Regions from separate parts of the Homo sapiens genome. Here region 1 is linked to region 2. A link is an interaction called in ENCODE POLR2A ChIA-PET data of the cell type or tissue named here. Cell type or tissue: PC-9. All regions are shown on one strand. Links, peaks and the distances in the headings refer to the core of each region. The heading gives the core; the rest is flanking DNA. Region 1 has its middle 150 kb from the start of TNFSF18. Region 2 overlaps RC3H1 (ring finger and CCCH-type domains 1).

Region 1 (12,492 bases), core at 4,458-8,457, 1.1 Mb after region 2:
AACTAGCCTGAACCTGGCAGTGAATAGGTCACCAGAAACATTTGGACTGTGGTTTTCATGGATTAAAACAAATCTTTACTGGAATACAGAGAGATCTGGAGAAAAGTAGCTATTAGAAAGTCATAGTTACAACTAAGTGTAGATTATTTTCTGGGAGAATGTATCCTATCCCTATACTTGCTCATTTATTTTAATCACAAATATGCATTGAATATCTGCTATATACACAAAGCACTCTGCTTGGCACTTGGAACTGTTTGCAGTTAACAAATTAGAGCTCACAGTTTATTGGAGAAAACACATTAAAAATGAATTGCATGTAAAAAAAATAGGCAAGTAGTGCTTGTGGTAAGTGCCTTGATTAATGTTTGCAAGGATGTAAGACAGCATATAACAAGAAGCCAGACACAGGTTGAGGGATCATCGGCTGATATCCCTGAGGAAGGAAGGTATAAACTGAACCTAAAGTGTCAGAAGGATTAACTGGGCAATGGAGGTGAAAGATAGCATTTTACAAGGGAACAGCATAAACAAGGCCCTCAAGGCAGGAAGAAAACATTTTCTAAGACAGATAACTAATTTTTTCCAACTATCAGGAAAATCTCTCCAAAGGAATATATTTTGGGGCTCCTTAAGAATTTCAAATTATTTGGTTCAAAACTTCACTGAAACACACAGTAAATAATTCGTTTTACATCTTGGGTAATTCAGGTATTAGGCATATGCAGATTGGCCATTCAGATAAATAACTATGTACACATATCATTTAATTTCAACTTGAACTATTTTGGCATTATCTAGAAACACTGCCATTAATGATTCCATTTGAGGGAACAGAAATTCACCCCACCTGCACTTGCTTTCCTGAAGAAAATGGCTCAGGACTGTCCTGAATTCATAGGCTAGCCTTTAAGCTCTGAAACTCTAAGGATAGGATAAACTTCACTTTTAATGTGGGTCACATTGAGGATCTGAAAAAGGAGAAACCTACTCCAGGTCAGGAAGTTTGAATGACACTTCATTGTCTCACTTGTCATCTGGCCAACATTTCAGAAAGAAAAGGAATAAATATGCTTTAAGGTAACACAAAGGATATGACCCCCGGCTCATTTAGGAAAAAAAAATTGGAGTGACATTTAAGAAGAAGAAAACCAAGACTACCAACTCTGAATGCAGACATGTGCTTAGGCTGGGTAAAAACTTCTAAAGAGCAGTAATGGAATTCCCATGGGTTACTAGAGTTATGACTTGACTAGCCTAAAAATTAATGGTGAATTTCCCTGCAGATTTTTCTCTACTACAGACAGACTTGTTGTGACTAGATTTCTTGCTCCCTATTTCAGTTTTAATAAATAAATTTTCCCTGATTGGAGATGAAGGTATTCAAACTTAAAGGATTGGGAAAGGAAGATAATAATCCTCCAGGGTTTTTATGAAAACCACAACAGTGAAATTGAAGAACTCCATGTAGGGAAACAATGTTTATTTATCAATGGCCATGGAAGAAGCATTCCTCTCTAATAAGGGGTATGTATACTTTGACCTGCCCTTAACACTCACTTCCTAGGAATGTATGATGAGATCTTCAGAAGTTTAATTAGAAACACTAATGCTTTCATGGGCTGATATAATTATTCTAGTTAGTCTTTAAGACTTTTATACATTCTCTTCATACATTACTTATAGTATATTCTCTTGCTGAAACTACTTGCTAGTGTCAGCTGAATGTCACAGTTGGACGAGAAGGTAGTGGCCCTTAAGGAAGGATATATTATAAACATATGTATTACATATATTTGTACAACATATTACATATTACAAAACTGCAAATCAAGTTTCAATTCCATTTCAAATATTACTCCACCAACCAACATTTTTGAGTCTGGGTTGGATTTATTTAGGTTCTGAGCCAGTGAACTTGTGTTAACTTCCAAAGCTCAGACATTGCTACATGACCTTGGAAGACTTAAGTGGGAAGGATCTTTAGATAGTTTTGTCTAGAATGAATCACATAAAAATTTCTTGTATAATATAGTCATTTTCTAGAGTGGCTGGCTGCCATCTTGCTTGTAATGAAATATAATCTATGTTATTCTGCTCCATTATCTAATAAAAACCAAGCTACACAGTCAGAAAATGACCTGGCATTTGCAGTAGCCGAGTCTGCTGAATAATTAGGAGAAGCACATACAAAATGTTAAACCATGAAAAAGCTTTGTATTACCACAATTGGCTTCATAAAAATTCTTCAGCTGCTGTATGTATTTCTTCATTACACATCCAAAGACTCAGTGACTAACAATGTCACTGGTAGACATATATTCATAACAGTGTTAGTCATGGGATCTTAAAACTAGCTAAGATACATTCTGAAACTTATCTGAAACAACAGAGGTTTGTTTAAGTTTACCACAGGGACAGTATTTTCAAGTCTTCTATAAGGTCAGTACTGCATCATGACATTTACTTTTAATAGAAGAGAAACTGAATAACGTAATTTTTGAGCTCAGCATACTGCTAGTAATTTATAAACTGTCCACAATTATTTTCCTTCTAAGTTGAAGAATAGTGAACATAAAATATAGAAAAGATGCTAACTATCTACGTTAACATTCTACAGGACCAGTTCAAAAACTCAGAGCATTACGGAAACACTGATTTGTATTTTAAAAATCATTTTATATCACTTTCGCATTCACTAATTTGAGATATACTTATCTCAAATTAGTGATCCATACATCAACATACATGCATTAATGAACATAACCAAGTTGATATAGTCAGTTCCAAGTCTAGATGTTAAATATCCTCATTCAAAATAAAACTCACCTTTCACTATGTTCTTTGCCTCAATTTTATTGTGATCTAAGATGATGCAATAGTATAGAGTGCTGACTGTTAACCTGATTCCATAGAAAATTCAAAGTCAAAAACATTGAATTTTATTGATTCCATAATTAATTAATTTGTTGTTAAACATTCAGGGTTTTTTGACATCTAAAATATACTTTTAGAAAAATTTGCCGCCACTACAATAACTCTAGTGCTTTGATTTATTATTCAGACTACCTATCAAAGTCAAAACTTAGAAGCACCACTGTTAACTCTTAATCATTGACACTAATAGTGAATGATTCTTATATAATTAGCATCTACTTAAACCACCAAGTCCTTTGACTTACTTATTTAGCCACTTGCTCAACACTTTGTCTCAATTAGAATTTAATCAGTAGCAAAATTGACTAGAATTCATTTTTAAATTAATTTACACTTTACTCTCCAAGGTTTTTATAACCAAGGACACAATTCCAAGTCTCTACAATAAGAAGGGAAGAACAAGTAAGAATGTTGCGATATCTTCAAGCTTTTCAAGACAGATAATTCAGAAGAGTTAGCTCTTCATCCTTGATCTAGTTTGCGGTTGGTACGTTTCTCTTGCTTTTCCTTCCTTTCTTAAAAGTGACTGGGAAAATTCTGATGGAAGAAAGGACTGATAAATGATCATGATCAATCAGAATTGAAGATGATTTTAGAATTTAATTTAGAATTTAATTTACTCATATTAAAGTACCTTTATTTTACACTTGTGGACATTAAAGTAATGAATGCTCCATTAATTCTAGAAGTCTAAAAATATTTGAAAAGTTATAATTTCAATAAAACCATGTGCCACCTGCACATCAGTAACTTATTTATTAATGGAAGAAAGTAAGTCTTCCTATTCAGTTAAAATTTTCCTCCAGCACACAGTAACTGAGCATTGTTTGGGTCGTGCTGTGGAGAAGTATAACTTGAGGGTAGGAGTGAGGGAGCTCTAGAGTGAAGACAGCCAGGACTCACAGATGCCACCTACAAGCCTGTGAGAGAGCTGGGGGATGACTTGATGAGGAGGATCAGAGGGGAAGTAGAGAGCCATGTCAAATGAAAAAATGTTTTGGCGGTAGAATTGAGCAGACCTGCCCAACTGAAGGAGGAGAAGTCATCAAGGTAATTCCAAGATTTCCAACTTGGATGATGGAGGAAATGGGGGAATAGTAATAGAGAAAGAGAATGCAATAAGAGAACCAGGACTTTTCTGGTTTCACTGGGGAGTTGAGTTGTAGGGAGAAGCAGAGAAGAATAGATAAGTTCTGCATTAGAACTGGGGTATGTCTATCTGCAGGAGCAGGACAACAGGGAGAGAGGTCTAGGAGTGGTTAGAAATATGGATGCATAGCTCAAAAGAACTCCAGGATAAAGGTAAAAGGCAGATTTTTAGGGCATAGAGATGAGAAATGAAGAGATAATTAGCACAAACACTCAGAAAAAGAGTGAAGAGCAAGAAGACAACAGAAGTTGGAGTGCTGATAAACAACAATTAAGAGAAAAGTAGAAGCAATTGAAAGAATGGGTAAAGGATATAGGAGGAGAATAAGAAGAGAATAGATTCTGTCTTGAAGTAGAAGGGGGAGCAAGTTTCAAGAAAGAAGAAGTGGTCAATATTGTTAAATACCATGCAAGTTTCAAAGAAATGGTAAGAAAAATAAGAACAGCAAAGAAGTCATTAGATTTGGGAGACAGGATTTTTTTCACTGGTGACCTTTGTGGAGGCCAGAACATAAAGGGCAGAAGTCAAATTTAGTGGACAATAATGCGTAAAAGGTAGAGGAGTGGAGGTGGTAAGACATTATTTTATTAAACGGGGTGGTAAAGAGAAGGAAGTTGGGCAGTGCAGAGTTTTTCAGAAAGGGGAAATCATAAACATGCCTGTGGCTAAGTGTTTGAAACCCAGGCAGAAAAAGACAAAAAAAAAAAAAATGGAGAAACAAAGAATGAAACTGATTAATAAGGCAAAATCCCTGAGGATTCAAGAGGAGATGTGTCCAAAAACATAAGCAGAAGCATTAACCTAGCAATTCAGAAAAAAATATTTTTTCCACTTTGGGAGGAGAAAAAAAATGGGTGAAGATACAGTATATGTATGATATGAGAGCAGTTTTACTTGATAGTATTTCCTTTCTCTATAAAATAAGAACTGGGTCATCTGCTGAAGGCCGAGGTGGGTGGATCACCTGAGGTTGGGAGTTTGAGACCAGCCTGACCAACATGGAGAAATGCCATCTCTACTTAAAAAAAAAAAAAAAAAAAAAAAAAAAAAAATATATATATATATATATATATATATATATATATGTACAAAATTAGCCATGTGGTGGCACATACCTGTAATCCCAGTTACTTGAGAGGCTGAGGCAGGAGAATCGCTTGAACCTAGGAGGTGGAGGTTGTGGTGAGCTGAGATTGCACCATTCATTGCACTCCAGCCTGGGCAACAAGAGCAAAACTCCGTCTCAAAAACAAAACAAAACAAAAAACAAACAAACAAACAAAAAATCAGAAAAGTTTGGTGGGGAATAAAAACAGACACTGATGGAAAGAATAAAGGAATGGTTGAGAAAGGTTGACTGAAATTAGAGATAATACATTTGTAATTAAATTTATCATCAGCATCATGAACTTTTTTACAGAAGGTTATAGGAAACCCAAATCAAAAATAGAATAATCAGAATATTAAGTTATAATCTGGATGCTTTCATTTGGCAGAGTAATAAGGAGATGAGAAAAATTGCAGGATATGGAGATAGTGTATTTGAAAGTTAAGGCAAGGGGAGTCAGTGAGGGACCTGGGAAAATAAACCTAATAAACTAGATCAAAGAAGCTAGAATTCAAAATGATTTCAGGCACAGGGTTTAGTGGGTGCCAGGGAGAGAGAAATATAGAAGAATAAAAAGTTGTGGCCAAAAGGAACATTTCAGAGTTAAAGACTCCAAAGGGCACACTTTTCCAGGTACTGACCAAGTCCAGGACAGGTATAAAAATAAGGGTGTTGCTGAAATGGACAGGAAGGGATAATTGTAGAAGAAAGATGAAGTAACTGTGATGGCACTAGATAAACCATCAGGATAAAGAATAAGATAGAATGTTGAGGACCCAGTGTGGACCAGTAATTAGATTCTACATCTGTTCTGGGGAGTAAATTTTGATTGGGAAAATGACAAAAAAGAGGGTGAGGAAATGGAGAACATTCTATTGCTAATAATCATATATTACATCTCATAGGGTACGAAACCGCTGCTATGTGAAGCTGATGAGAAAAGGCTGGTAGGTTAGAAGGCATGACTGTCAGTAAGATAAAGGCTGTCAAGCTAAGAGCGTAGTCAGAAAGAATGTGTGGGTGGGCAAAGAGTGCAGGCCCAACCTCCCAGACTCAAAAGAAGGAGCTGTGATGGAATGAGTGCTTCTACTTGAGGGGGTTTCAAAGGAAGTGGTGTCACTGATAAAAGAGGTGAATAAAGAATCCACAGAAAATGTGGAAAATGTAGACATTTAAGTGTAGGTGTTACCAAAGAGATAAAAATATAGACTTACTGAAACTTTGGTGCTTGGACATAATATTAAAACATATTACAAAAACAGACTTCTTACACCAGAGGAATAGAAGATAAAACACATTATCTTCCCTCTTTATCATGATATCTTTAAAGCGTAAATCATTTTAGGCACTCCAAAAGTATTTTATAAATAGTTGAAATATTCTGTCCACCTACAAAGAACATGAGGTTTTTCATAATTGGATTACTATTGGTTTATGTTGAGCTGGCTGCCTCCTGTAGTTCTATTACTTTGGTTCCAATTTTATTCATAAAAACCTGGGTTTAATGATGTAGCCTATGACTATAAAATAAATAAAGCTAATGAGATATAAGGGGTTTGTATGCATGGCTTAGGCCTCTTTTGGACCCAACCTAGCTTTACAAGAATAGATTCAAACATTCATTTACAAAATTCCATAATTTTTAAAAGATGTTTTAGAAGACCTGAGCTCCTTGGAGGTACTTCAAGAACCATGATAGGAACCAAGATAAGGCTAAGGAAGTGTAATTTTTGATGATACAAGTTTCCTGAAGAGGCAGGAATAGAACAGAATGGAGAACACAGGTGAAAACACAAAGAGGAATATGTCTTTCACTGGATTCCAAAGGACGAAGGCAAAAATATATACAGTAAGATTGCAGGTGGGGTTTCATGAAGATAAGAAGTTCCTACCTGAAGACTACTTTTTTGGTAAAGTAAAAGGTGAGAGAGGTTCTTTGTTGAGATTGTGGGAGAATTCTTTCAGATAAGAGGCTTATGGAGAGTGCATGAGCTCTGAAATAGCTGCTATTGGAAATGGGAGCTAGAACTGATGAAATATTTGACTGTTGAGCAGCAATGAGGGCCAAGTTAAGGTTGAAGACCCTATAATGGCCCCAAAGTATAGAGAGAAAAGAGTTGGACCGAAACAATACATATTTTAAATAGTTTGAATCTTTTCAGGCTGGCGTGGTGGAAGGTCAATAGGCAAGTAATGAATCATGTAGTTTAGGCTGAATAGAGAAAGACAGGAAGGACAGGAAGAGGCTAAATACTTGGTGACCAGGAGGGATCAAAAGACTAGCAGTCTTGGGCAGGCATGGTGGCTGACACCTGTAATCCCAGCACTTTGGGAGGCCAAGGTGGGCAGATCATGAGGTCAGGAGATCGAGACCATCCTGGCCAACATGGTGAAACCCTGTTTCTACTAAAAAAAAAAAAAAAAAAAAGACTAGCAGTTTTGATAAGATATGAGAATAGCAGAAGTAACAGAGTGACAGGATTGAAGGACTACAGTCTATGATCAGAGAGCAGAATGCTTGAATTTAAGATTTCATGGGTGGGGGAAGTAGGGATGGTTAATGGGTACAAAAAGATAATTAGATAGAATAAGCAAGATCTAGTATTTAATAGGAAAGCAGGATGACTACATTCAACAATAATTCATTGTACATTTTTAAAAAACTAAGAGTATAATTCGATTGTTTGTAACACAAAGAAAGGAGAAATGCTTCAGCTGATGGATACCCCATTTACCCTAATGTGATTAATATGCATTCTACACCTATATCAAAATATCTCATATACTGCATAAATATATACACCTACTATATACCCACAAAAATTAAAAAAAGAAAAATAAAGATTTCAGGAGAGATTTCAGGTGGGTGATATCAAGGTCCAATGTATGGTCATTGGACTATATGGCTTAAGTGGAATATACATAAAGCTCACTGTAGTCTCTGTCCTATTTATCTCTCTATGTATCGGTCAATCAATTAATCAATCATCTTATCTAGCTATAACACTACTGGTCCCTAAGCATCTATACATGTATAATAGCTGACCATGCTTAAGGTGAGTTGCAGTGAAGTAACCGTCTTGTGAATGTTGTTACTAATAAGCTGATGCTATTGTAATTTTTGCATACATCTTGAAAAATGATCTGATTGGTTCTAGTGCTTCAATATACTAAACTATTTGTATATAGTATTTGTGTTGAGGCACATGTTGGTTTTTCCCTCTCCTGACAGTTATGAAAAAATTATTTTGACTACATTAGTGGTCAATATTCCTAGTTCTGATTATAAATATGTTACTACAATTTCTTCTACTCTTGTATCACCTCTGTTAATAAAATAAAAAAAATTGTATCTCAAATTACATATAATTTAATCCTGGAGTAAGGAATAATACTGTTTTATCTAAGAAGGTATTAAGGGCAGGCTGACAGGTGGAAGAAATTGGGTGTAAACTTTCAACATTCAGATATTTATGGCCTAAAATTCCATCATTATCACTTCATGCCTTTCAATTAAGCTCTAGTTAGTCTCTCTCCAGGTTTCTTTTAAAAGGCAATTATACACATCAAAAGAATAACCAATAAAATCCTGTCATGTTAGTGTAAATTAATTTATCACATCACTCTCCTATATGGTCCCTACAAGATGAGAAGACGAAGCAAGCATGGGAAACTTGGAAATTTGTGGGAATGGAGCACTGGCTGAAATGGAGAATAGAGTATAAAAACATGAAAAGCGAGTGTTGTAATACCTTCATCTTTTCAGCTATATTCAAAAGCCTTTAAAGGAAAGGGATCATATATTCTTACATGACTCATATAACAATTCTTGTCCTCTTAAAAATAAAGCATATATTTACAGGTGAATAGCTAAAGATTTCAGAGATTTTATTGCATATATATCCCAAGATCCCACAACACTTGTTACAAGATCTATTCCTTCAAACCAATGACTTCAGAAATCTTTTTAAACACATTACTGTGTTTCATGATTTAGAGGGCTGTATGCATAACTATGGATACAATAGAATTCCCATGGTGATTATGACAAGCCCCAAGGCAAGTGGTTTTCATCATATTTGTTGTCCCAATGTCACATTTGTCATCATTTTTGTTTGTCATGTCCCAGTGATATAAAGGAATTCATCCCTGCCAAGCCCAAGTTCAAAAGGTGAAGAAATAGACTCCACTCCTTGGTGGGAGGAGCAGTAAAGCTGCACTACAAAAAGGAGATGCTACAGGGATGAGAAGAATGCTTCGCCATTTTTGCAAATTAATCCACATACATTTTATAGACATAAATATAAGTGTGGAAGGATACATAGCAAACTGATAATATTGTCCACTTCAGGGAAAGGATCAGCAAGGGAGACAATATTTTATTCACTTGTATTTGTTTGACTTACACCAAACATACATTACCTTCATAAATTTTATTAAGCAGAGAGTTTTAGTAAATATAAAAGTTATAATAATTATATTTCTATCACCAAAAGTTTAATTTCATGGACACCTTAATTCATTAACACTCAAAAGAATAGAAAATAGAAAGAAAACACCCAAATAGAGCAAGTTTGTCAATATCATAGTACTATTGTTAAAGGAAACCAAAGGAAGAAATGACTTTACTGAATGATCCACAGAATTGTTTTGCAGTTTCACAGCTCACAGATTGTTTTTCACCGGACGCATCTAAGCTTCTAGTGTCGAGTTTCACTTTCAAATGTCAAAGCAACACCTCAGGAAATACACATGGCTCAGCCTGTTGCCTTTGCTTATAAAAAATCGACTCCCTTTTCAGTTAGTACTGATGGATGAAAGGACATTCTCTGATCTTTTCACCAGTAACCAGTCATATAAATCCTCCGATGAGCTCTAATTTAGTAATCTGAAATGTACAGTACTATTCACAAGTTTTTCATGACTCAGAATTTGCAAAGAATTTGATCAGGTTTCCTTTTCTAGTTTTGGTGGTATTGAGTCTGGGGAATTAATATCATAATGATCTATAAAAATGTTTCAGCTGGCTTTCGCGCTCTCTCGCGCTCTCTCTCTTTTTCTCTCTCTTTCGGTTAATATCTTTGCATCTGTGTTTCCACCAAAGAAATTTGGAACACATATCATATGACAGTGTTGTTGACACACCCCATATCTGCTCTTCAGCTTGTGTGGACACTTCTTTTTTCACTAGAGTGCTTTATTATGACTTACCTTGCTACTGTCCTGCAGGTGAACAACCCACAGACTGTGGTACCAAAATGTTTTGCGCTGAAGCTTGTAAGACAGTCACCCCTTGCATTGTTCATTCAGGCTTGATAGGATTCTCTGCAGGAAATCATCTTGAAGAGCTTGTCTTTGAAGAATACCTCTCACCACACAATTGCCCATATCTCAGGCCCTTTTTGTTCAACAGCCAAGTCATCATGTATTAATACTGTTTATACTGCCCTAAAACACAGGGACATCCAAAGGCATGCTACACCAGATAAGAGAATGAAAACCCCCTTCTACCAGTCAATCATCAGCTCTAAGGTCTTATTTCTATATTTCACTGAGTCATTTTGGAAATCATGCATGTGAAAGTCTTTTGATCTTGTATCAGCATTGGGGAAAATGAACAACTTTCTCGTATTGATTTTACAGCTAAAATTTCTCCATCCAACTGAATTGCTCAAATTGGTTAAAATCATAAATTGGCTGAAAACCAATACAAGCGAATAAAACATTGTGTCCCTTGCTGATCCTTTCCCTGAAGTGGACAGTATTATCCGTTTGCTATGTATTCTTCCACCCCTTTCTTTACAAACCAAAACAAATTGGTTAAAATCACAAATTGGCAGAAAATAACAACTTTCCAGTTACTGATTTTTTAAACATAAAGGTAATTTATGTATATCATAAGATCATAAGACTGTTTTATAATTTTTATGTTTTGATTCATTTTACATCTTTTCTTCAGAAAGTATTTGTTTAATGGTCATTTGGTTGCAGTTCTTTGTAAATGTTAATTTATATTTTAGTATTTTTATTTATTTTTGGAAACTATTTCTCACATTATTTGTGTAGCCTAGGTAGTTAGTTTACTGCAGGAAAAGAGTTTTATTGTTATCTGGCCACAAAGGTGATCTCGACGTATCAAATCTTATCAGAAAGTCTCGTCTTAATCTTTACTGAAATCTGGATGTTTCTGTTTACTTGGAATGCTAGGAGGTCCTTTTGAATGTTAGTCAGCTTTACTCTCCTTGTTCTCTAGACTTTTAAAGATATTTTCACAGGAGTCTACTAAAGACACCTTCCCCCCACTCAGCCCCAACCCCACCTCATGCACAGCCTCCTCTCTGGGATTCTGCCTTGTAGCATAAAGAAGGTCTAATTAGGATAAGGATACATCAACAGGCAAGGAGCCAAACACCAGCAGGCAAAGAGCCAAAGACCAGCCTTACTCTCCTTGGTGCAAGAATAAGGCTAAGCTACCAGAGTTCTGTGTTTTTGTTGGCAAAGCTCATGTCGTTTCAGGAAAAAGACTATTCCTGCCCAGGCCCATCTCCATGGTTCCAGAAACCTCATTGTCCTTTAAATATGCAGGCAACTATTCTGGGTTACCTTCACCACCAGCACCATCACAGTAATTCTGAAAATGACAGTTATTGGTGTCTCTGTGCTTTGGGAATACCCTTCTTCCCAGAATCACAGTGCATGTTAGCACTGGTGGCTTCCTCCTCCTCAGTCAGCTATCAAGAAAGCCAGAGATATCATCAGCCTTGGAAAGGAAAGGACAGCCCAACAGCCTTGCCATACAGGATTTTCCAGTAGACCTGATAATGAGAATTCTGAGATTATGTTGGTTAGGCCTGGAATGAAAAAAGAAAAACTCAGAGAGGGCAGGATGACATAGGCAAGGCAGCTAGCTTGGCCATCAATAGACTGCTCTTTCCAACTCTGTGAAACATCCTTCCTCTTCCCCTGGAGTAGTCCCTCAATATATGCTTCTATTTTCATTCCTCCCTGATTTTCTAGAGCCTGGTTCCATCATTTATGAACCCATTCCTTCTTAGCATGGGATCCCCTAAAAGAAGACACTGAGACAAAGATTCACATACTGATAGTTTATTTGGAAAGTCATCAGGGGAGTGGAGAAGTGAGACAGGAAAGGGGAGCAACCAAGGGTTACTACAATGGAGCAGACCAAAGAGTAATCCTGTGGAAAGCCCCAGGAACCAGCCTGGGAGCTGCCACAGAGGAATCTTACTGTGTGTCCAGGGAGGAATGTATACACCAAATTTCTTCCGTCATTGTT
Region 2 (12,492 bases), core at 3,770-7,769:
ATATTTCTAGAAAATAATATTAAGTACATTTTAGTTCTTGGTTTTGCTTTTATATTTGCTTTTTGATATGTGCCTATGCTTTTTATATAGATTTCGTAAAATGAATAAGCGCCTGGTTCCGAGAAGACCCTTGAGTGCCTCTTTGGGTCAACTTAATGAGGTGGGCCTGCCTTCAGCAGCTATCCTTCCAGATGAAGGTGCAGTGGATCTCCCTAGCAGAAAACCTCCTGCTCTGCCAAATGGAATTGTATCAACAGGGAATACAGTAACACAGCTTATTCCGCGAGGGACAGACCCCAGCTATGATTCTAGTCTGAAACCAGGAAAAATAGATCATCTGAGCAGTAGTGCTCCTGGATCCCCTCCTGACCTGTACGTCATTTTTCTAACTCTTATTTCAAAATTTCTTCTTCATAAAGTCGAAGGAAGATAGAATAATTAATGTTTGGGATTTAAAAAAAAAAAACCCTGATTATTTTTTTTGGCCTTTATTTTGTTGCTTTTTTATTTCCCATGCTAGTGTTTTTTAAGAAACAATTAGCATAGCCAGGCATGGTGGCACATGCCTATAATCCCAGCACTTTGGGAGGCTGAGGTGGACGGGTCACTTGAGGCCAGAAGTTCGAGACCAGCCTGGCCAACATGATGAAACCCATTTCTACTAAAAATACAAAAATTAGCCAGGCATGGTGGCACATGCCTGTAATCCCAGCTACTTGGGAGGCTGAAGCATGAGAATCGCTTGAACCCAGGAGGCGGAGGTTGCAGTAAGCCGAGATTGCACCACTGCACTCCAGCCTGGGTGACAGAGCGACAGAGCAACAGAGCGAGACTCTGTCTCAAAAAAAAAAGAAAAGAAACAATTAACATAGGGGAAATAAGATTTAAAAATTGCAAATTTTGTAGAAGGGAGGACTATTAGAATAAGTGAGTTTCCCAAATTGTAGCAATCTTTTTTACTTGTAACAATTTATGCACATGAGAAGTATTTTTTAAACAACTTCCATAATATTATTCCCTTAGGCTAGAATCTGTTCCTAAGAGTATTTCTGCCTTACCTGTGAATCCACATTCTATACCTCCAAGGGGGCCAGCAGATCTGCCTCCAATGCCTGTTACCAAACCACTTCAGATGGTACCTCGAGGTTCTCAGTTATATCCAGCACAACAGACGGATGTTTATTATCAGGATCCTCGAGGAGCAGCTCCGCCATTTGAACCAGCACCTTATCAGCAGGGTAACGATTTTAAATTTATATTGCTAACTTTTCTTAGGAATTATCAGAACTGTTCTTCAGGTCAGAGTGATCATTTACACAGTAGCCTCTTTAAGATAAGTAAATGTATAAATGCATTTTTTAATACTTTGGAAAAATTGAGATTTTATGATTAACTAAATACTATGAAATAAATGAAACAAAGTAATAAAAATCAAACCGCCATATCTACTAAAAGCAGTTGCATAATACATGTGTTCATATATAATATTTATGGAAATAACAAGTTACACAAGTAGGCAATGGAAATTTGCTGAGTAAGGCAGCATATATTCTCCTGACCAAAATTTTCTTCAAGCATGAAAAAAGAATTAATATTATAGTGTGTGTAAATTAAACACCCACAGTACATTTTTCTTCTTTTAATTATTATTTTTCTGGGCCCTGTAATATATATGAAAAAATGCAGCATACACACCTTTAGAGAGTTTACAGAATAGAATAAATAATGGTAAAGAATAGAAAACTATATGCATGAGTAGTAGATGCATGTGTGTGGTGTTTATGTATGTGTTAAAAATTAAGTGATCTGTTGTGGTTAATATTAGCTTGATAGAGATTGACTGAAAGACTCAAGGGAGATCATTGAGAACTTGAGGAATCAAAAAGACTTAATGGAAGAAATGCCCTAGAGGTATTTGGAATAGAAAAAAAAAAGTTATGAATGGATTGGAAAAATGAGAGTTGAGTTAGGAGGCTGTTAATCCTGGTGTGAGTACTGACGAATTAGTGTGGTGGGAAAGGAGAAGAAGGGATTTCAAAAATAGACAAATTTGAAAATTAGCCAGCTTTAATGATAATACCAGGTATGGAGAATGAAGGAAAGAAAATAAACTAACGTTTTACATATATAGTTTATATGTAAAATAAACACTGAATGATTTTAAGTGTTGGATCTCTCTGTCAGAAGCAGTATAGTACTATAATTTTTAAAATGGGAATAGATTAAAAGTGCTGTCTTCTTTTTCCGAGTCTGTCATTTAATTTTGAATCATGTTGTCTTCTCTACATTCATTCATGAGAATGTTTTTTAATTGATATGGCATTACTAATTCATGCAAAATATGATAAAACGTGATTTGTATCTTCCTTTGACCATCCATTATAGGAAAAAATGCAACTCTTTTTGTAGCCTGTTTTCAATTTTAGGTAAATTATTTTAGCTATATTAAGCAGAAAGAGATTTAGTGCAGGAGTTAGGTGCCTGCCATATTGGTGGAGGTACTAAAGAAGCAAACAGTGCTCCAGAGTTAGCTGCCAAGAGAACTTGTTACAATGAAGAAGCAGTAGAAGTAGAAACTTCTGTCCTAACTGCTTAATTCCAAGATCACGTCATTTGAGGCAAAAGTTGGAAAACTGAGAAACTATTGCCACAACTGTTGTCTCAAGAACTGTAGAGCCAAGCAGTAGCTACTAATCTGCGCCAGCAAAATTGGCCTTTTGTGTTCCATGTCTCCTCCCAGTTATTTCAGTTTCAAATTCAAAACTCATGCAAGTGATTGATTTGTGGAACCTGACTTCAAGGATATCTGGGAAATGTAGTTTTTTTGTTTTCCAGTGTCTTCATTGCATTAAGACACACCAGAAAGAGGGTCAAACAATGAGAGCCAATCTACTATTATAGATTATAAGTAGGGTAGTTTTTTCAATGACTTTTACAGATAATTTTTGCTTATTTTTTAAAAAGCTAACCTGATTATATAAGCAGATGGAAAACTCGTAAAGAAATAAGTAGATTATCAATACTTTAGTGTTTCAGTATTTTAAAAGGTAAAATCTTACATAGAAAACTAAATTGGCTCATTATTTGCTTTTGGGTCCTCTTTTGTATTGTGCAGGTATGTATTATACTCCACCACCACAATGTGTGTCCCGCTTTGTCCGACCTCCACCATCTGCTCCTGAACCTGCTCCTCCCTACTTGGATCATTATCCACCCTACCTCCAAGAACGTGTTGTAAACTCTCAGTATGGCACACAGCCACAGCAGTACCCACCTATATACCCATCTCACTATGATGGCCGTCGAGTGTACCCTGCTCCGTCTTACACAAGAGAAGAGATATTCCGAGAAAGCCCTATACCCATTGAGATTCCACCTGCAGCAGTACCATCGTATGTACCAGAATCCAGAGAAAGATACCAACAGATCGAGAGTTACTATCCAGTGGCTCCTCATCCAACTCAGATCAGACCTTCGTACCTCAGAGTATGCTGTATTTTTTTTTATTACATAGACTTAATTTGACTGTTGCTTGCTGTGATTCCTTACTTTTTATGCAATGACAATAACCCTTTGATGAATTCTTTTTTATAAGAGAGCTTCTTTTTTTTTTAAATCTTTTCATAATTTGGGTATTTTTTTTTTTTAAACTATATAATGAGAAAAAAATCTGCCTCCTCCCCACAATTAACCTTTCTTAGTTTCTGAACTTTAGATGGTTTAATTAACAATTCTAGATCTACTTGGTAATTATGACCAAATAAAAGAAACCTAAATTTAGCTATTTGGAAGATCTTGAGAGTTTGGGGGGTTTTGTTTTACTTTGTTCTGTTAAGTGTTGGTGTTTCCAAATGTTAAGAAGGGTATACAAGCTGTTTCATAACTTAAAATATACGCTGAGTATATTAAATGAATTAATCTGTCCTGAAATTCTCTTTCAATTTTAACTAATCTTTCTATTTTTAGGAACCTCCTTATAGCCGGCTTCCTCCTCCTCCCCAGCCTCATCCTAGTCTAGATGAACTACATCGCCGACGAAAGGAAATAATGGCCCAGCTAGAGGAAAGAAAGGTTATCTCTCCACCTCCTTTTGCACCTTCACCAACCTTGCCTCCTACCTTTCATCCGGAAGAAGTAAGCAAATCATTTTTAGTCTCATTTATCCGTGTTTTTTTGTGTGTGTCCGGTTTAAGTCATCTTTGCCTATTCCCAATGGTGTGAAGATTTTTTTTCCTGTTTTCCTCTGAAAGGTTTTTTATCATTTAACTCTACAATCCATCTAGAACTGATTTTTGTATGTATGTAATGTAATGCATTAGGAGTCAAGATCTTTTTTTTTGTTCCTGTAAGGCACTGACTCGGCACAATTTAATGAAATCAGCATGCTTTCCCTGGTGTCCTGCTTTATCATAATCAGGTGACCACACATGTGTTTCCTGACCCTATTCTTTTCCGTCAGTCTATTTCTATCCTTGAACCGATGCCACATTCTCTTCGTATAGTTTTATAATAAGTCTCAATATGTGGTGGTTATATTTTCTAGTATTGTTATTTTTCAAGAATCAGCACGTTGATTTCCACAAAAATATCTGCTTCAATTTTGATTAGGATTACATCAGATCTGTAAATCTGTGCTGTCCAGTATGGTAGCCACTAGCCACATGTGGCTGTTGAACATGTAATATGTGGCCAGTTTAAGTTCAGATGTACTATAGTCATCAAATACACACTGAATTCAAGGATTTCATACCAAAAATGTAAAATTCATTAATATTTTTGATACATTGGATTAAATAAAATTATTAAAATTAATTTCACCTGTTTTTGTTGTTAATGTGGCCACCAAAATGTTTTAATTTTATATGTGGATCACATATTTCTATTAGACAGTGTTGCTTTATTTTTATTTATTTATTTTTTTGAGACAGAGTCTCACTCTGTCACCCAGGCTGGAGTGCAATGGCGCATTTTTGGTTCACTGCAGCCTCTGCTTCCCAGGTTCAAGCAATTCTCATGCCTCAGCCTCCCAAGTAGCTGGGACTGCAGGTGCACACCACCATTCCTAGCTAATTTTTGTATCTTTTTTTTTTTTTTTTTTTTTTTGAGTCGGAGTCTCATTCTGTTGCCCAGGCCAGAGTACAGTGGTGCAATCTCAACTCACTGCAACCTCCACCTCCTGGGTTCAAATGATTCTCCTGCCCCAGCCTCCTGAGTAACTGAGATTACAGGCACGCACCACCACGCCCGACTATAATTTTTGTATTTTTAGTAGAGACACGGTTTCACCATGTTGGCCAGGCTGGTCTCAAACTGCTAACCTCAGGTGATCCTCCCACCTCAGCTTCCCAAAGTGTTGGGATTACAGGCATGAGACACCACGCCGGGCCTAGACAGTGTTGTCTTAGATCAATATGATGAGAAGTGACAGCTTTCTTTTTTCTGAGACAGAGTGTTGCTCTTTCGCCAGGCTGGAGTGCAGTGGTGCGATCTCAGCTCACTGCAACCACCGCCTCCTGGGTTCAAGTGATTCTCCTATCTCAGCCTCCCAAGTAGCTGGGACTACAGGCATGAGCCACCATGCCCGGCTAATTTTTTGTATTTTAGTAGAGACGGGGTTTCACCATGTTGGCCAAGATGGTCTTGATCTCTTGACCTCAGGTGATCTGCCCGTCTTGGCCTCCCAAAGTGCTGGGATTACAGGCATGAGCCACCGCGCCTGGCTGAGAAGTGACATCTTTCTAATATCAAGTCTCTATGAACATGATATACCCCTTCATTTATTTGGATTTTCTTTATACTTCATACTTCAGTGTCTTGCGCGTCTTACATTGAATTTTATTCCTCGATAACCAATGTTTTTTGAAACTATTTTAAATAGAATTGTTTGGAAATTTTTATTTTCTATTATTAATATAGAGAAATTAAATAGATTTTTATGTATTGACCCTTCTATTCAGCAGGCTTGCTAAATTTCTTTATTAATCATAATAATGTTAGTAGATTCTTTTGAATTTTCTGTGCACACAATTATGTCCTCTGAATAATCTTTTTCCCCTTTTTAATCCTTTTGTTTTGTCTTTGTCTTATTATTTTGGACTCCAGCATAATACTGAATAGAAGTGATGATAACACATATTCTTGACTCCTTTCTAATCTTTGAGTAAATGGAGCTTTTAATAATAATTTACCATTATCATGTTTGCTGTAGGCTTCTTGGTAGAAAATCTTTATCATATTTATGAAGGTTTTCTCTAATCCTAGTTTCAGATTTATTTTAAATAAGAAAGAATATCAAAGATTTATTTAACTCAGTAATGAGGAAACCAGCCAGAAAAGTTGGTTTAATGAATAGGAAAAAACAGGTAAATATAGATAGTGAAAATCAGAAAAAAAAAACAGTCAAATAAGATTGCTCAAAAAAAAAACTGGTTAATGTATCACAGGGCAATAACCATAATTTGGGGAGTCAACTTCTTTGTATTTCTGTATGACAATGCTAGTAGTTATAGTGAATAAGTGTTGTCTTATTATCTTAATGTCTAGATGGTCTACAGTGATGTTCGTTTTTCTATTTCTATATTGGTAATTTTTTTTTGTCAGTCCTGCTAGGGATTTATCAATTTTATTTGTCTTTCAAAAAGCCAACTTTTTTTTTTTTGTTTTGTGAGACAGAGTCTTGCTCTGTCGCCCAGGCTGGAGTGCAGTGGTGCGATCTCGGCTCACTGCAACCTCTGCCTTCTGGGTTCAAGCGATTCTCCTGCCTCAGCCTCCCCCAGTAACTGGTATTATAGGCATGTGCCACCACACCCAGCTAATTTTTTTGTATTTTTAGTAAAGATGGGGTTTCACCATGTTGGCCAGGCTGGTCTCAAACTCCTGACCTCAAATGATCTGCCCGTCTTGGCCTTCCAAAGTGCTGGGATTACAGGCGTGAGCTACTGTGCCCTGCCCAAAAAATCCAACTTTAAAGTAATCGTATTTGTTTTGTTGATTGTACATACTGCTTTAGCTTATAGTTTGTATTTTTTTTTTTAATAATCAAGTAAGGTTTCTCAGGATTACAGTTGATACTATGTAAGGAACTTGTCTTGCATCCTTTATGTATAGAATTATGATTCTAAACATTGCTAACTGACAAATCATGAATAATAAATGAAAATTGAGAAGTACATCACACATAGTAAATAGTATCTTGTTGGGTATATGAAGGAAGTCTACTAAATAGAAGTTGTTCACAATATCTAGTTTTCTCATCTAAACACTTTGGATGAGTTTTCCACAAAAATGTAGGTTATTAGTAAAGTCACAACATCTTCTATTAATGTAGTTTTATTTGTAAAGTAAAAACAGCCAGGTGTGCATTAGCTCACACCTGTAATCCCACACTTTGGGAGGCTGAGGTGGGAAGATTGCTTGAGCCCAGGAGTTCAAGACCAGTCTGAGCAACATAGTGAGACCCCATCCCTACAGATTTAAAAATAAAAATGAGCTAGGTGTGGTGGGACACGCCTACAGTCCCAGCTACTTGGGAGGCTGAGGTGGGAAGATCGAGAGGATCGCTTGAACCTGGGAGGTCCGTGCTATAGTGAGCTATGATTGTGCTACTGCACTCCAGCCTGGGTAACAAAGACCCTGTCTCAGAAAAATTAGAGGGGGGGAAGAAAACAGGTGTGATATTTTTTCAAAAATTCTTTATTAGAGTACACCCTGGAACTTTGTTATGCCATATTGTTTTATAAGAAATATGGAAAACAATATGACATTGTAAAAACTGAGCAGTTTTTGGTATCAAACATTCTAAACTTTGAGGTTCAGTTGTGTCCTTCACTGTGTGATCTTTTTAAAATTACTTAGCCTCCCTGAATCCTGAGGTGCACGTTTCTTCATTTATAAATCAAACATAATAAAGCCTACCTCATAGTGGTGTGGTGAAGATGAAACATAAGGCATCTGGTATGTAGCAGGCATTCAGTAAATAATTCATATTTATTATTGTTATTTTTACTCCTAATAAAAATTATAATAATGTCTGAGTATTAAGGAACATTATCTAGAATCATTTTAGTTACTGAGATGCAAAGACATATATTTAAACCTCAGTTCTGATTATAAACAACCTGAATACAAAAATTAGCCGGGCATGATGGTGGGCGCCTGTAATCCCAGCTACTCGGGAGACTGAGGCAGGAGAATTGCTTGAACCCAGCAGGCGGAGGTTGCAGTGAGCCGAGATCGCACCACTGCACTCCAGCCTGGATGACAGAACAAGACTCGTTCTCAACAAAAATTTAAAAATAAATAAATAAAACAACCTGTGTATAGTTGTACTAAATTCATACATTATAGAAATACATGATATAGAAAGAGAAGTTTCTCGAAAATCTCATTTTCTATAACCATTTATTATGTATTTAAACTTCTTATATATATTTCACCTTCTTTCTGTGCATGAACTAACATCTTTTTAGTAGACACATTATAATTGTACAAGTTTATGGGATACAGAGTGATATTTCTTTCTTTCTTTTTTTTTTTTTTTTTTTAATTTTTTGAGGTGGAGTTTCACTCTTGTTGCCCGGGCTGGAGTGCAATGGCGCGATCTCGGCTCACCGCAAACTCCGCCTCCTGGGTTCAAGTGATTCTTCTGCCTCAGCCACCCGAGGAGCTGGGATTATAGGCATGCACCACCACGCCCAGCTAATTTTGTATTTTTAGTAGAGATGGGGTTTCTCCATGTTGATCAGGCTGGTCTCAAACTCCCGACCTCAGGTGATCCGCCTGCCTTGGCCTCCCAAAGTGATATTTCAATACATATATACAATATGCAATGATGAAAGCAGGGTAATTAGCATATCATCTCAAACATTTATCTTTTATTTATTTTGGGAACATTCAAAATCCTCTCTTCCTTGGACAATTGTGTATGTGATACTCACTGCTGGAAGGTCAAGGTTACAGAAATGCAGGATGCTTCCAGAGAGTTTCAGGTCACCCTTTGACTGGTAGGTAGGTAGCATTTAAGTCATTCAGAACAGTCATCCAAATTTTCTTTTCTTTTTTTTTTCTTTTTTTTTTTTTTTGAGACAGACTCTTGCTCTGTTGCCCAGGCTAGAGTGCAGTGGCACGATCTCGGCTCACTGCAACCTCCACCTCCCAGGTTCAAGTGATTCTCCTGCTTCAGCCTCCTGAGTAGCTGGGATTACAGGCATGCACCACCATGCCAGGCTAATTTTTGTATTTTTAGTAGAGGCAGGGTTTCACCATGTTGGCCAGGCTGGTCTTGATCTCCTAACCTCAGATGATCTAGCCACCTCGGCCTCCCAAAGTGTTGCGATTATAGGCATGAGCCACTGCGCCTGGCCAGTCATCCAACTTTTCTTTGAAGAAGAGAGCAGTGTTACATTTAATTGTAAATTTTTGTATTATGTAACATTGTAGGAATAACATTCTTCCTGTGGGCTAAATAAATATCTCCTTATGATTTTCAGATTTTATTTCAAGGAAAAATGCTGGGTAGATCTACTGTTGTCCTTGCTTTTTGTATCTACAACATTGTTGACATAGTGTTTATCTCAAGATTCCTTTATAAATTGGCCGGGCGCGGTGGCTCACACCTGTAATCCCAGCACTTTGGGAGGCTACAGTGGGCAGATCATGAGGTCAGGAGATCAAGACCATCCTGGCTAACAGTGAAACCCTGTCTCTACGAAAAATACGAAAACAAAACTAGCCGGGCGTGGTGGTGGGCATCTGCGGTCCCAGCTCCTCGGGAGGCTGAGGTGAGAGAATGACGTGAACCTGGGAGGCAGAGCTTGCAGTGAGCCGAGATCGCGCCACTGCACTCCAACCTAGGTGACAGAGCAAGACTCCTTCTCAAAAAAAAAAAAAAAAGCCAACATCTCTTACTGCAAACGTGATGTTGTTGTTGTTGTTGTTGTTGTTGTTGTATGAAGATTGTGGTTTCTCTTTTTTTTTTTTTTTTTTTGTGACAGAGTTTCACACTGTCGTCTGGGCTGGAGTGCAATGGCGTGATCTCGGCTCACTGCAACCTCCGCCTCCCAGGTTCAAGCGATTCTCCCGCCTCAGCCTCCCGAGTAGCTGGGATTACAGGCGCCCGCCACCACGCTTGGCTAATTTTTTGTATTTTTAGTAGGAACAGGGTTTCACCGTGTTAGCCAGGATGGTCTCGATCTCCTGACCTCGTGATCTGCCCGCCTCAGCCTCCCAAAGTGCTGGGATTATAGGTGTGAGCCACCACACCCAGCCTAAGATTGTGGTTTCTTTCTTCCTCAAATCGAAAATCATTTTGTTGATATTCCTTTCTTTTGTCAATCTATCCTAGATACTTTCCATTTTATTTTGACTTTCAAGATCCTAAGTAGAAAATTTTAAATGTTTCTGTTTTCTTAAAAAAGAGACAGGGTCTTGCTGTGTTGCCCAGGCTGGTGGTCTCAAACTCGTGGGCTCAAGCAATCCACCCACCATGCCCCGTCCAAATTTTTTATGTCATTTGTAAATAAGTAAATAAACCTGGATGGAATTGGTCTATAGAAATAATGGATAAAATTGTATATAAAGATCAGTTTATGATGTTAAAAGTTTTCTTCAAAAAAACATAATTTTTTCAAATCAGGAAAAACAATCCTCTCTTCTAGTTTTTAGAAAATATATAGTAAATTATTAACTGTACTCACCCTGCAGTGCTATAGAATGCTAGAAGTAATTCCTCCTGTGTAGCTATAATTTTGTATCTGTTAACCAAGCTCTCTCCCCTTCCCTCCCCCCATTCCCTTTCTAGTCTCTCATAACCACAGTTCCACTCTCTACTTCTGTGACTCAACTTTTTAGCTCCCACATTGAGTGAGAACATGAAATATTTGTCTTTCTGTGCCTGACCAATTTCACTTAATGTGATGTCCTCTAGGCTCATCTATGTTGCTGCAAATGACAGGATTTATTTTTTTATGTCTGAATAGTATTTCATTGTATATATACCACATTTTCTTTATCAATTCATCTGTTGCTGGATACCTAGGTTGATTCCATATCTTGGCTATTGGGAATAAAACATGAGAGTGCAGATATCCCTTCATATACTGATTTCTTTTCCTTTGAATGAATGCCCAGTAGTGGGATTGTTGGATCTCTGTATTATTATTATTATTATTATTTGAGATGGAGTCTCACTCTGTTGCCCAGGCTGGAGTGCAGTGGCATGAACTTGGCTCCCTGCAACCTCCGCCTCCCAGGTTCAAGCAATTTTCCTGCCTCAACCTCTCGAGTAGCTGGGACTACAGTCATGCACCAACACGCCCAGCTAATTTTTGTATTTTTAGTAGAGATAGGGTTTCACCACCTTGGCCAGGCTGGTCTTGAACTCCCGACCTCAGGTGGTCTGCCCGCCTCGACCTCCCAAAGTGCTGGGATTGCAGGCGTGAGCCACCTTGCCCAGCCTCATTATTATTTTTTAATAGGATCATTTAGTAAATACATCTTGGTTTTATGTCTGTCTTGCCTTTGTTTTTGTTTTTACCTAATCCATTCTCCTGGCCGTCTTTGTATGTCAGTATATAAATTTATCTCATTCATTTAAATAGCTACATATAATACACTACAGAGATTTAAAAAAGGAGCACTCTTGGCCAGGCATGGTAGCTCACGCCAGTAATCCCAGCACTTTGGGAGGCTGAGGTGGGTGGATCACCTGAGGTCAGGTGTTCCAGACCAGCCTGGCCAACATGGTGAAACCCCTTCTCTACTAAAAATACAAAATTAGCTGGGTGTAGAGGTATGCACCTGTAATCCCAGATACCTGGGAGGCTGAGTCAGGAGAATGGCTTGAACCTGGGAGGCAGAGGTTGCGTGAGCAGAGATCATGCCACTGCACTTCAGCCTGGGTGACAGAGCGAGACACCATCTCAAAAAAAAGGAGCACTGTAATTGGTAGGTCATGTGGTTTAAAAGTTGGCTGTTCTATCTAAAGTTAGTAAGTAGAAGAAAAATAAAAAAGGATAAAAATTTTTTAAATAGTAGTAGGACAAAGAAAAGGGAAGAGGTTATGAATAATAGAGACAGAAGAGTGATTGACAATGAGTGATATTAGTGAGCAGCAGACCCTATGTCAATGCAGAAGGCCAATAATGATGACTCAGAAAAGAGATGTTTTTAGTATAGCGGGAGGCATAGATCCACTTAAATGAACCAATACAAATGAACACTGATACCCCTAGATATCAGTGTATGTATGTCTTGTGATAAAATGAAAGAAACATTAAAGTTATAGTCCTAGCACTGCCCTATACTGGTATAGCCTTGGTCATATCATCTGTGTTGTCTATCATGGATTTAGGAGCTTATTAGGTAGTATACATGAAAACACTTTGAAAATGTAAAACATTTTATAAATGTGAATGTTGCAATTTTAGTGAAAATACATTAGCCTTAGAATAGCTATTCTGTTATTAGACTGGAGAACTTACCTTGAGAAGATAA

Evidence for each region. ChIA-PET counts read pairs that join two places held together with the same protein. Peaks named below come from ENCODE experiments on the same cell type or tissue, not always from the same donor. Only the 100,000 strongest peaks of a DNase experiment are listed, where the experiment ranks them.
Region 1: POLR2A ChIA-PET joins it to region 2 with 22 read pairs; 2 of 35 experiments call an interaction of 5 or more read pairs at or near these places.

The regions. Positions count from the first base shown.
Region 1 is chr1:172,892,778-172,905,269 of GRCh38, reverse strand. No RefSeq gene overlaps it. Among named protein-coding and RNA genes, the nearest start is that of TNFSF18, 150 kb to the left of the region's middle. In PC-9, for the core only: no CTCF peak of the experiment used is centred there; no DNase peak of the experiment used is centred there; H3K27ac peaks cover 1,062 bases.
Region 2 is chr1:173,952,719-173,965,210 of GRCh38, reverse strand. RC3H1 (ring finger and CCCH-type domains 1) reads left to right here. Exons shown (of 20, transcript NM_172071.4): 10 at 91-372; 11 at 1,024-1,238; 12 at 3,116-3,486; 13 at 3,967-4,134. Among named protein-coding and RNA genes, the nearest start is that of SERPINC1, 42 kb to the right of the region's middle. In PC-9, for the core only: no CTCF peak of the experiment used is centred there; no DNase peak of the experiment used is centred there.